Regions from separate parts of the Homo sapiens genome. Here region 1 is linked to region 2. A link is a loop called in an ENCODE intact Hi-C map of the cell type or tissue named here. Cell type or tissue: chondrocyte. All regions are shown on one strand. Links, peaks and the distances in the headings refer to the core of each region. The heading gives the core; the rest is flanking DNA.

Region 1 (5,391 bases), core at 98-5,097, 95 kb before region 2:
AAACTGATGTTTATGTAACAACTTACCATACAGTAGGAATTCAGCAGTTATTGTCAGATAGCAGAGACTTGACAGTAGGCTTATTGTTAGTTTGGCAACCAATATTTGAAATAGAGAGGAATAATGATTTGTTTTAAAAAGTGAACAGAGCTAAAAATGGAAATGGAATTACTTTGCTTAATGCCTCCATTTGGATTTTGTTCCTAGCTTTAAACAAAACCTATGCTTAGAGTTAAGTTAGAGTAGAGAACATGATCCTGACTCTTCTGCAGTCAGTAGACTTCTGATTCTGCACAAAGACAGGAGTACCCCTCCCCTTACTCCATCCCAGCCCTGTGGAATTACTAAGTTTAGATGAGTGTAATTCGTTGCCCATGATCCTTTAGCTATTTTGGAGGGTGGGAATAGAGAAAGAGGTACAATAACGTTTCCACAAAAACCAAATGAAATGTGTGTCACTTATCAGGTAAGTTGCCATAAAGCAGCTCTACCTTTTAAAGATAAAATGACAGGATATCAGTAGCAGAAGAATGCTATTACAGTTAAGTCCATGAAATCCTGTGATGATGGGCAGTGGCAACCAGATATTCATTTAGAGAAGGGGTCTCCAACCCCCGGACCACGGACCAGTACCAGTCTGTGGCCTCTTGGGAACTGGGCTGCGTAGCAGGAGGTGAGCAGTGAGCAGGCAAGTGAAGCTTCATCTGTATTTACAGCTGCTCCCCATTGCCCATTACCACCTGAGCTCCGCCTCTTGTCAGATCAGTGGTGGCATTAGATTCTTATAGGAGTGCAAACCCTATTGTGAACTGTGCATGTGAGGGATCTAGGTTACGTGCTCCTTATGAGAATCTAATGCCCGATGATCTGTCACTGTCTCCCATCACCCCCAGATGGGACCATCTAGTTGCAGGAAAACCTGCTTAGGGCTCCCACTGACTCTACATTGTGGTGAGTTGTATAATTATTTTATTATGTATTATAATGTAATAATAATAAAAATAAAGTGCATGATAAATGTAATATACTTGAATCATCCTGAAACCATTCCCTACTGCCCCCAGTGTGTGGAAAAATTGTCTTCCACAAAACTAGTCTGTGGTGCCAAAAAGATTGGGGACCGCTGGTTTAGGGCATAGACCCCCAAATTGATTCTTATCTAACAATTCACCTGGCTTGTAAAACACAAGGAAGCTTTTGTAAATTGCTTACATTTGTTGTTGTTGATGTTTAACTTCCATTTCCCCCCCTACATTGCCTATACACCCTCTCTCCAGAGATCTTTCTGTTGGCCCTACTCACTCTCCCTAATTCAGCACCCAGAGTAGATCAGATGTTTCAAGAACTGGGTGTCTTTCCTGCCCAAAGAAAACATTGGAAAACATTTATTTTGATTTAAAAAGATGTTTCATAATCATACGGATGTGCGATTTAGACAGAAAAAGATAGTGAATCATGAAATATTTTTAATACCCTAAATGTATTTGCAACTGTTTTTTGCCAAATCTTACCATGTGTACTTTAAATATTCTCCAGCATCTGCAATGAAATTTCTGTTTGACTAGTAGGAACAGCTATCTGACTATACAGGGTTCGATTTTCTGTGGGGAAACCACTTGGGGTGGTGTTTCTATCAAGTCATCAGGAAAGGACACAGGCTCCTGGCTTTCAGCCTTTTGGGTGTAAGGCCTTTGTCCCCAAATCCACAGGAGCTCCAGCCTAGTTGTCTGCAAGAGGAGGGGAAAGGAAAACAGGCAAATGAGACTTTCTGGAATCTCTACTCATTGACTTCTACTTGAAACTCCTTGGCCACTGCTATCTTCAAGGGAGGCTCAAGTGTGGTGTTTAAATGGGCACTTTGCCAGCCCAAATAAAATGATACTTCTATCGCTAAAGAAGGGGAGCGGAGTGGAAACTGAGTTTGAAAAAGTTGACTTTCTGCCATCAAATACAACTTTTATTTTTTAAGTCATGAATCTGCCTAACCATCTTGCCAAAATTTAGAGTGAAGGGTGTTATTTAAGAGTATTTTAAAGAAATATTTCAGCTTTCGACAAATTATTTCCCAGGTCATTTCTATGCTTTTGTAAAATTCTTAATGCACCATTATTACTTTCCAATAAGTAATCTTTTAAATCTATAAATATTATTCAGGGTTTAAAAATAGAACAGGATTGATATTACGTGCTACAAATTAATAAATTTTTTCATGCTTCTTCTAAAGGCGCATGTTTTAGAAATATTTATGTAAAATTATCCGGTCTTTCTTTCTCACAGAGGCCCTTCTTTAGATAGAACTCTTGAAAGCTCTCTCCCTAGCATGTTAAGAACTGCTTTGGGTAGCTACGCTGATTCAGTACCAAATTCTGCCATAATCTTCTGATGGCACGGTGGTCTTTCTTCCCTCTGGATTTTTCTGCCTGGTAAGTTCTCTGCATGAAAAGTTCTGCTTACTCCTCTTCAACCTGGAAACTTCTTTTGATCCTTCAGGTTTCACGTCTTCTGCTCAGCCTTCTTTTCACATGCGTGCTGTTTTCCCTCCCCTCCCCATCACCTTCTGACTGGTTTAGTGGCTCAGGTGCTCCTGGCTGGTTTAGTGGCTTAGGTGTTCCTACTGAATGTTCCCTGGTCTCTGCCTACCGCATCATAGAGAGGAAGTTAAGCAGTGGTGATATGGAGAAAATGAGATAGTTCCTGTAAATACTCCAAACAGTGCCTGACTTCTCATAGGAAGCATGCATTCTGTATATCCATCATTTTTTCACATTGCATTGCAGTAACTTCTCTGCTTTTCTCAGTGATAAATTCTTGGAGGGCAGTTGCTATGGTGTGTTAGAGCTATTCCTGGCATCTGTGTATGGTGTATAGGGCATGGTAGGTACCCATTAAATATGTAATGAATGAGTGTGCATGGGTGAGCAGGAAGAGGAGAAAGGAAGACTACCTAGAGCTCTCCAGTGTCCACTTTCACTCTGCTCAGCTCTTGGGGACATGAGGAAGTGAGATCTGTGGATCCCAGAGGTAAAGAATGAGGTGAGGAACAGCAGTTTTTCACCATGCTTTGTTTTATTGAATGAGCTGGACCTCATGCAGATACCAGGGCATAATTGAGAGCTATAATTATTTGTCATTGGAAGACTCATTGTAGGAGATCTGTATTCATTTGCTCAAGTTGTCATTTAACACTTGAATATCTGCTATATGCTGGGTTCTAGAGCTGCAAAAGAGAACAAGAGTAGTCTTTACCTTTAGGATTTTCCAGGGAACTGGGGGAGACAGACAGATACATACACATACACCCCATCCTCAGTGTGTAGGTGCCATGACAAATCAAGGCTTTTGATGCAGATGCTATGCTTTCACTTCTCATGGTCGATACTTTTTGAATCTTAAAGTCTGATTGTTCAGATATCTAGAAAAGGAGATGTCTGGCTTTGCTCTGCCCTCTGACTCACTGTGTTGGTTTATCTTTAGGCGTGGTGGAGGGGGCCAGAACTACTGGCTAATGAGAGAAGGCAGACCTTGTTAGTGACATGTACAAATGGGCACATCTGCTATATTCACTTTCATTACTGATTATTAATAGTTTATTAAATGGAGTTTACTGAATTACTATTATTTTGGCTTAAAATATATATATATAATTTATGTAGTTCTATGTTTATAGATGTGTTTTCAGAGGTGTATTTGTTTTAGAATTTCACTCTGTCCTGGAAGTGATTTTTCAAATGTGGATATTAAAATGGATAGGACATAATTTCCCAACTAGTACAGTATGCTAGTGCCAACCTTATACCACTGTTGTAGTACCCATGAAAAATAATTTTTAAAAAGCTGTAAAAGTTCCCAGTGCTTTGAGGCTTCTTCAAAATTGAGAATGATGAAAATTTCCAAAATTATCAGTTGATGCCATAATTATCTCTAAGAGATGTTGTAATAGGAAATTCATGGTTTTCCTTTATTTTCCTGTTTCTGAACACAAAATTCAAAAGAAAACTCTTTCTTCCTTGTCACTGAGACTCTTGGTCAGTGTAGGCTGTGAACTTGTACTTTGTGAAGAGAAGAGTACTGTGAGGAAGCTTGAAAATACTGTAGGTTTTTGTTGGCATCTTCTTCTGGATGGTATTCATGTACTCTGCACGCCACTGAAAATATGCTCTGTTTTTCATAAAATATGCTCATTCTTTTATACTGAGCACTCGGAAATTGGTTTTCCCAAACCATCTTAGTGGAGAATGGCCTGCTTTTATCAGTTATGTGAAGAAGTAAATTCCAGGCTCCTCAGCTGCAGGATGGCTCCTTGTTCACAGCTGCTGCTCTTGCCTCTGTGGAAGACGCCTGCTGCTAAGAGAATCTTTGTGTGTTGTGTATAAAATGAACTTTGTTTGGACCATTCCACAAGCAACTTAAACTGCTTAGGAGTCCAGCCAGACATTCCTCCCCAGTTGATCATTTAAATGGAGGTCAGATTTAGAACCCAACTTATATTCGTTTAAAAATAGACATTGCCTTTAGAAAACTGACCTTTGGTACATTTGGGGCCTAGGGATCTGATAGGCTATCTCTTATGATGCACATCGCTCTGTTTTAGACTCTGAAAGGCAGTATGCCTTTGAAGCTAGATAACGTCAGTGTGCTTGTAACTTGGGACCCAGTCTGTGTGCTATATGTCTGCTTCTTCAGTCCACACTCATTACTTCCAGGAAATTCGTGAGAAGATGAGAGATTATTCGTTATAGAATTGAGTATGGTTTCTCTACACTAATTTTATTGGATATTTTCCAGTTTGACTAGGAAAGGTTAGAGAACATGGAAAGAAAATTTAACAGGTTAATTTTAAGGTAATAAGACCATTGTATTGATATATTCTTCAGTGTGATTTAGGTGAGTCAGGAATTTTTCCTCTGGAGACTGCCTAAATCAGGGATGTCCAATCTTTTGGCTTCCCTGGGCCATACTGGAAGAATAAGAATTGTCTCAGGCCACGCATAAAGTACACTAACACTAATGATAGCTGATTAGCTTAAAAAAAAAAAAAGAAAAAAAGAAAAATTGCCAAAAAATCTCATAATGTTTTAAGAAAGTTTATGAATTTGTGTTGTGCCGCATTCAAAGCTGTCCTGGGCTGCATGTGGCCTGCGGGCTGTGGGTTGGACAGGCTTGTAAATGTTATTAAACCTACAAATGAGAAAGGTAAGACTAGTGGCAGCTCTCACGGGGCTGGAAGTCAGTTTATCATATGTTGCAACTTAACATTATTCATTTATGCAAGTGAATAATCAGTTATCAAAATATGGAGGGATTCTTTCAAGCCTCATTTATCACACACAAGTCTAAGGTTTACATAGAATGTGTTAAACAGATATGTTAATAGGGTAAGATTGGAGTAGA
Region 2 (5,391 bases), core at 177-5,176:
AGGCAATTTTCATGGCTTATCTAATGTAAATCTGACTTCATCGCTTTCTCTTCTGCCCTCAAAGAAGAAAATCAGTACTACCAGGTTCTTCTTCCCCAGTATGCGATTCCTTGAGCCACTGATACCACGTAGCACTTTAGTAAAGCTCTCCAGGGTGTTGGTGTGAGTCCACATAGAGACATTCTTCAGATTTAGCCTCAATCCTGCAGAAGGAGGACTGTGAAAAGGACAGAATATACGTAGGAAAGTAGATGCTTCCCAGGAAAGGGGAACTAATGATGGCAACCTGTGCTCTGCGTAGGTACCCTCATCTGATTTTCCTAGGTCACTACAGTCTTGGGAGGGGACAAGGTGAAGGCTGCTGGGCACAAGGGAACTTTTATGTCAATATTAAATATAAGGAAAGCATCTGTAAATGAGGAGATATAAGCAATTGTGTTAATCATCTATGTGAAATAATTATTCAAATCCTATAAATACTGCTAATCTTATAATCTTTAGTACTCTCTACTTTATACAGCCTTCTGTGATTTCATTTTAATTAGGGGATTTAGCACAAGAACATCTTACAGGAAGGACCTGACATCTGTTGGATTTTTACTTTTTTTGGTGATTTGAATGGCTGGAGGTTTAACAAAGTATAGTATCTTAGAATTAGTATTTAAACGTGTGGTCATCATACTGCATTCCCAGATCATATTTTATATTTTTAGCAACAGAAAGATGGCTTTTTTTCTCATAAGTTTTGTTTCTGATTATGAAGGTGACACATGTTCATTTCAGAAAATAAAAAATATAAATAAAAAAACAGAAATTACTCATAATCAAAAGACAAACATTGTCAGTCCTTTGGTGAACTAACTTTGCCCTTTTAATCTGTCTGCCTGCCTGCCTGTCTATCTGTCTATCTATAACATATCAAAATTTGTAATGTATTTTCAGTTTTTTATCCTGTATTCTTCTGAAATATGGGCCTGTTTGTCCCCAGTTATGTTCAATAGGATGCATGATATAAAATGTTTGATTTTTTTTTTTAAGTGAGTCCATGGTCAAATCAGTTAAGAAATTTCTTAGTTTAATAAAATTAGTGGTGGTAGTGGTGGTGTTTTCTGCTTTTTAATAAAAATAATGGGAACTCACTATGTTACCCAGGCTGGTCTCAAACTCCTGGGCTTAAGAAACCCTCCCACCTTAGCCTCCCAAAATGTTGGGATTACAGGCGTGAGCCACTGTGGCTGCAGATTTCTTGGAGGCTTTAATAGAGCAACATATATCACGATGTCCTAAGCAAGGTGATATATACAGTGTATTACTGCCTTATTTAATTATAGAATGCTTTTTCTGTGGGTTTCTTGAATTTGAGCATAGTTTGGGAAAAAGGACAAGCACTTACCCCGTGTGCTGGATACTTACTGGTTGTCCCGGGGCATCTATTTCTCACATTCCTCTTTCCCCAGATATATTTGGTAATAAGTTATTTAATACCAGATTTGATTTGATAATCAGTTGTTCAATTTACAGTATTGGGTGAATAAGTTTTTTTAATGTATTTTAAATGTATGACAGTTGTATTTTATCATACAATTATTATGATAAAAACACTCATTTACTTCTTCGGTCTCATCTGGTCTCTTGCTATCCTGATGGCAGGCATGGAAACTCTCAATGCCCCCAATAAGTTAGTGAGCTTTTGGTTTGTTTTCCTTTAAAGTGTTATTATAACTTATCACACCTCAAACACTATTTTCCTCTAATAATTCTGTTTCACTTTTACCTTTCTACTTACTACCTTTTACTCCTTTTGCCCTTCCTACTTTAAGCTGTCCCAACTTAGGTCTTTGATATTTTATTATGTGCTTATTGCATGAGATTAGTCATATTTAAATGTAAGAGATAAACATTGACATGTACTTCTGTTCTCCTTCATTTTGCCAGCTGTTGCATCAATTTACTACTTACCAATTATTCCACCATGGGTTGGGTGCACTGGCTTACTCCTGTAATCTCAGCACTTTGGTAGGATCCCTTGAACCCAGGAGTTAAAGATCAGCCTGGGCAACATAGCAATACCCTGTTTCTACAAAAAATTTTAAAAATTAACCAAGCATGGTGAGGCATGCTTGTAGTCCTAGCTACTCAAGAGGCCAAGGTGGGAGGATCACTTGAGCCTGGGAGTTCAAGGCTGCAGTGAGCCATGATCATACAACCAAACACCAGCCTGGGTGACAGAGCAAGACCCTGTCTCAAATAGTAATAATAATAATATTATTATTCCACCACGTAACTTGTTCCCGCATTCTTTATCATTCTTCTGCCCTCAAGCTTTCTGCCAAACTTTTGTGTTCTTTCCTTCACCTTCAGCTATACAAACTATATTCAAGCTTAACAAAACCTTAGAAGCGTAACTTTCTTCACTGAACTTTTTTAGCTACGAGGGTGAGTGGGAGGGAAATGTGATTTTCCTTTTTGATCCTTCCTGTGTCCAAACAGGCACATTTTAAGTTGCTTTCTTATCTCTAAATTCAAATACAGCTTTATCATGTTACATGTTTTGTATCTATAACTTTTCTATTCACTTTGTTAATTTTACCAAAAGTTTTTTTGACTCGACTTTGTTTCCATCAGTGTTGTCTCTTTCAGAGAGTGAACATTAGGAGAGCAGGAACTAGATTTATCAACTGTTTTTCTCAACTCTTCCTGCTTTTTGTTGAAGGGAGAATACAGAAATGAAAGGAGGTAGAAATTCCATTCTAAAAAGTTTTACGCTGATTCATAAATCTTAAATTATCCATGACATTGCACTAAGATGTGTTTCAGGCTAACTTGAAAGAGTGAGCCATCCCTTCTGTCTGAGATGCAACTTTTATGTAATGTGAGTGGAATTCAGGAAAGCCAAGAAGGGATGTAAAGAAAATAGTTTGCCTTATTTGATTATCTTAGCTCATCTAATATTCAAGTACTGTGAAGTTATATTTCTGTTTTTAAATAGTGTTTTATTACATTCTGAAGTAAGAATATTTACAGGCATTCTAAGTCTGTGTTTACAAGTTCAAAAACTATTTCTATTTTTTTGTTGTTTGTTTAAGAGCCTGGGTATTACCATGTTACCTAGGCTGGTCTCAAATTCTTGGGCTCAAGCCATCTGCCTGCCTTGGCCTTCTAAAGTGCTGGGATTACAGGCACAAGGCACTGTGCTGGGCCTGGAAATTTTCATAAATACTTCTGAAGTGTATATCTCTGAATTATTGGGGCATTTGAATAGTTATTCATCAGCACAGTTCCTTCTACTGCCCTGAAACATTGAGAGCTGGCGTTGTATTTTAGGCTGTACCAGTTAAAGAATCTGAGAAGATCTCATTTTGGAATGTGGAAGTATTTTATGAGGAACGCTACATCTTTCTGGTGACCCTACCATATTGCACTGTAATTCTTTCACAACAGGAACTGTAGTGTTCCCCCAACCCCACCCCCTTCCCACATCTTCTTCTTGTAACCTTTAAACTGCTCTTTATGCCCTTGGCACGATGTTGTTTCTTTCATTCTATTCCTTGAATTAGGAATAGAATGTGCTCCCTTCCTTACCACTTAATCATTTCTTGAAAAAAAATTTTTTTCATTATTCTGCTTGTTGGTTATTTCATTGTAAAATAGGTAAATAAAGAAGATGTCAAATGAGCACCTACCTCTATTTTATCTGAAGTTTAGTGGAGAAGATCATGACCAGAGATTTGGAGGTAACAGCATAGAGATGATATTTAAAGCTGCAGGCACCTACAGTATCAACAGACAGAGTACTGGTTGCCATGCAGATTTCCAGCCAGTAACTTAATTATTCTGCCTTTGTTCAGCTGCACAGACAAATGTGAGCCAGCCCAATCAACACTCTGCTTTCCACAGTGATATTATTACTCCAGTGGACCCATGCTTCTGTCTCATCCTAATACACTCAGTGCTCACATGCATCCTGATAGAAATACCTTTTATACCCCTTTCCAGAAATATGAAAAATGTCAAGAGAGATAAACCATAGACACCACCTTTTCAATGGACCCCAACTAAAGACTGAGTAGTGGGCAAAAAGAGGCAAGAGAAAATGAAGAAGCACATGGTTATCACAGAGGTCCAGAAAAGAGAGGTTCAGGATGGAGGATGGGTTCAGGAGTACAGATGCTTCACAGAGCCAGAATGACAAGGGATTTTTGGCAATCAAGAGATCCCATAAGAGGTTCTGCTTTCAGCATTCTCAGGGACTTGATATTCTAAATGGCTGACCTACTGTGGTACAATTAGTCCCAGCAGGAGATTGTAAGCTCTGTTATTAAAGAGCTTACAATCAAAATGGAAAGTGTATAGGAAGGAGGCATGACCCATGCATCCCCCGTCATCTTCTTACTTGTCTGTGTCTCCCTGCTACACCTGGAGCTTTCCTTGAAGGAGGGACTGGTGGATGTATGGTCCATGCTCTGAAGACACTACAGAAACACAGGGGGTGATTTGGATGAGAGGAGGAAGCATTTCTTCTGGAAGAATGGTGGGTTAGGTTGTGAGAGATCTTGAGTGATGAAAAGACTTTCAACTAGTTGAATTGAACTCATTGAACTAAACTGTGGGCCCTCTAGATGGAATTAGTATTCTAGCTACCTGGATCTACCATAGACTTAGATAGTATCTAGAGCTGTAAAATTAAACATGTAATAAGGAAAATTTTTATATAGCCTGCTCTTTCAACAGATGGAGGTGACATGCTGTGAATTCGTATTGCTCTTCTGTTTAATTCTATTGCTTTTTACCATATTGGTACTTAGGCAGGTTTGCTGATATTTAAGAGAGTTGCTGATCATTGTCAACATAGGTTTGCTGTTTCAGTCAACCCTAAGGAATAGATGTGAAGGTATTATTGATCTGTCATCATATGATACACATCGATGGACAGCATTATTTTTGACTGGTAGTTTAATAAGTGCAAAGCATGTATATTTCCATATATGCTAGTCAGTGCCCAAAGTTTATATTGTACCCCAAAGGGGTTTGATGCTATAAATAAGAATGAGAAAAGGGAGGGAGGGAGGGAGGGAGATGGAAAATGAGAGGGAGAAAAAAAAAACATAGAAAAGGAAGGTCCTTATGACTGAAAAAAAATCTGTTATTTAACATAATTGCCCATCTCGAACCTCATCAGTTTTTACAAGCCATTAAAACGTGGCTTCTCTCTCTCCCATGTGCTTATTTATATTTTGAAATGAAAAGAAAACATTGAGTCGTTGTTATATAATGTAATGGGAGTCTTGAAATTTCTTTTGAATTGGTAAGAAATTTTTATATTTAAAAATAAGATTTTATAAACTCATTAAAAATATTGGAAGTATATGAGATGGTTTGGAAGAGAAATAC

The links. Hi-C counts contacts between places; a loop is a spot of excess contacts. Peaks named below come from ENCODE experiments on the same cell type or tissue, not always from the same donor. Only the 100,000 strongest peaks of a DNase experiment are listed, where the experiment ranks them.
Region 1: it touches region 2 in a loop (2.0-fold over the local background); 2 of 110 quality-filtered maps call a loop at or near these places.

The regions. Positions count from the first base shown.
Region 1 is chr14:71,484,677-71,490,067 of GRCh38, forward strand. The region is part of intron 2 of SIPA1L1 (signal induced proliferation associated 1 like 1); the gene reads left to right. It overlaps LOC145474 (a long non-coding RNA gene), which reads left to right and starts at 3,185. Exons shown (of 1, transcript NR_027046.1): 1 at 3,185-5,038. In chondrocyte, for the core only: no CTCF peak of the experiment used is centred there; no DNase peak of the experiment used is centred there.
Region 2 is chr14:71,580,090-71,585,480 of GRCh38, forward strand. The region is part of intron 4 of SIPA1L1 (signal induced proliferation associated 1 like 1); the gene reads left to right. Among named protein-coding and RNA genes, the nearest start is that of SNORD56B, 180 kb to the left of the region's middle. In chondrocyte, for the core only: no CTCF peak of the experiment used is centred there; no DNase peak of the experiment used is centred there.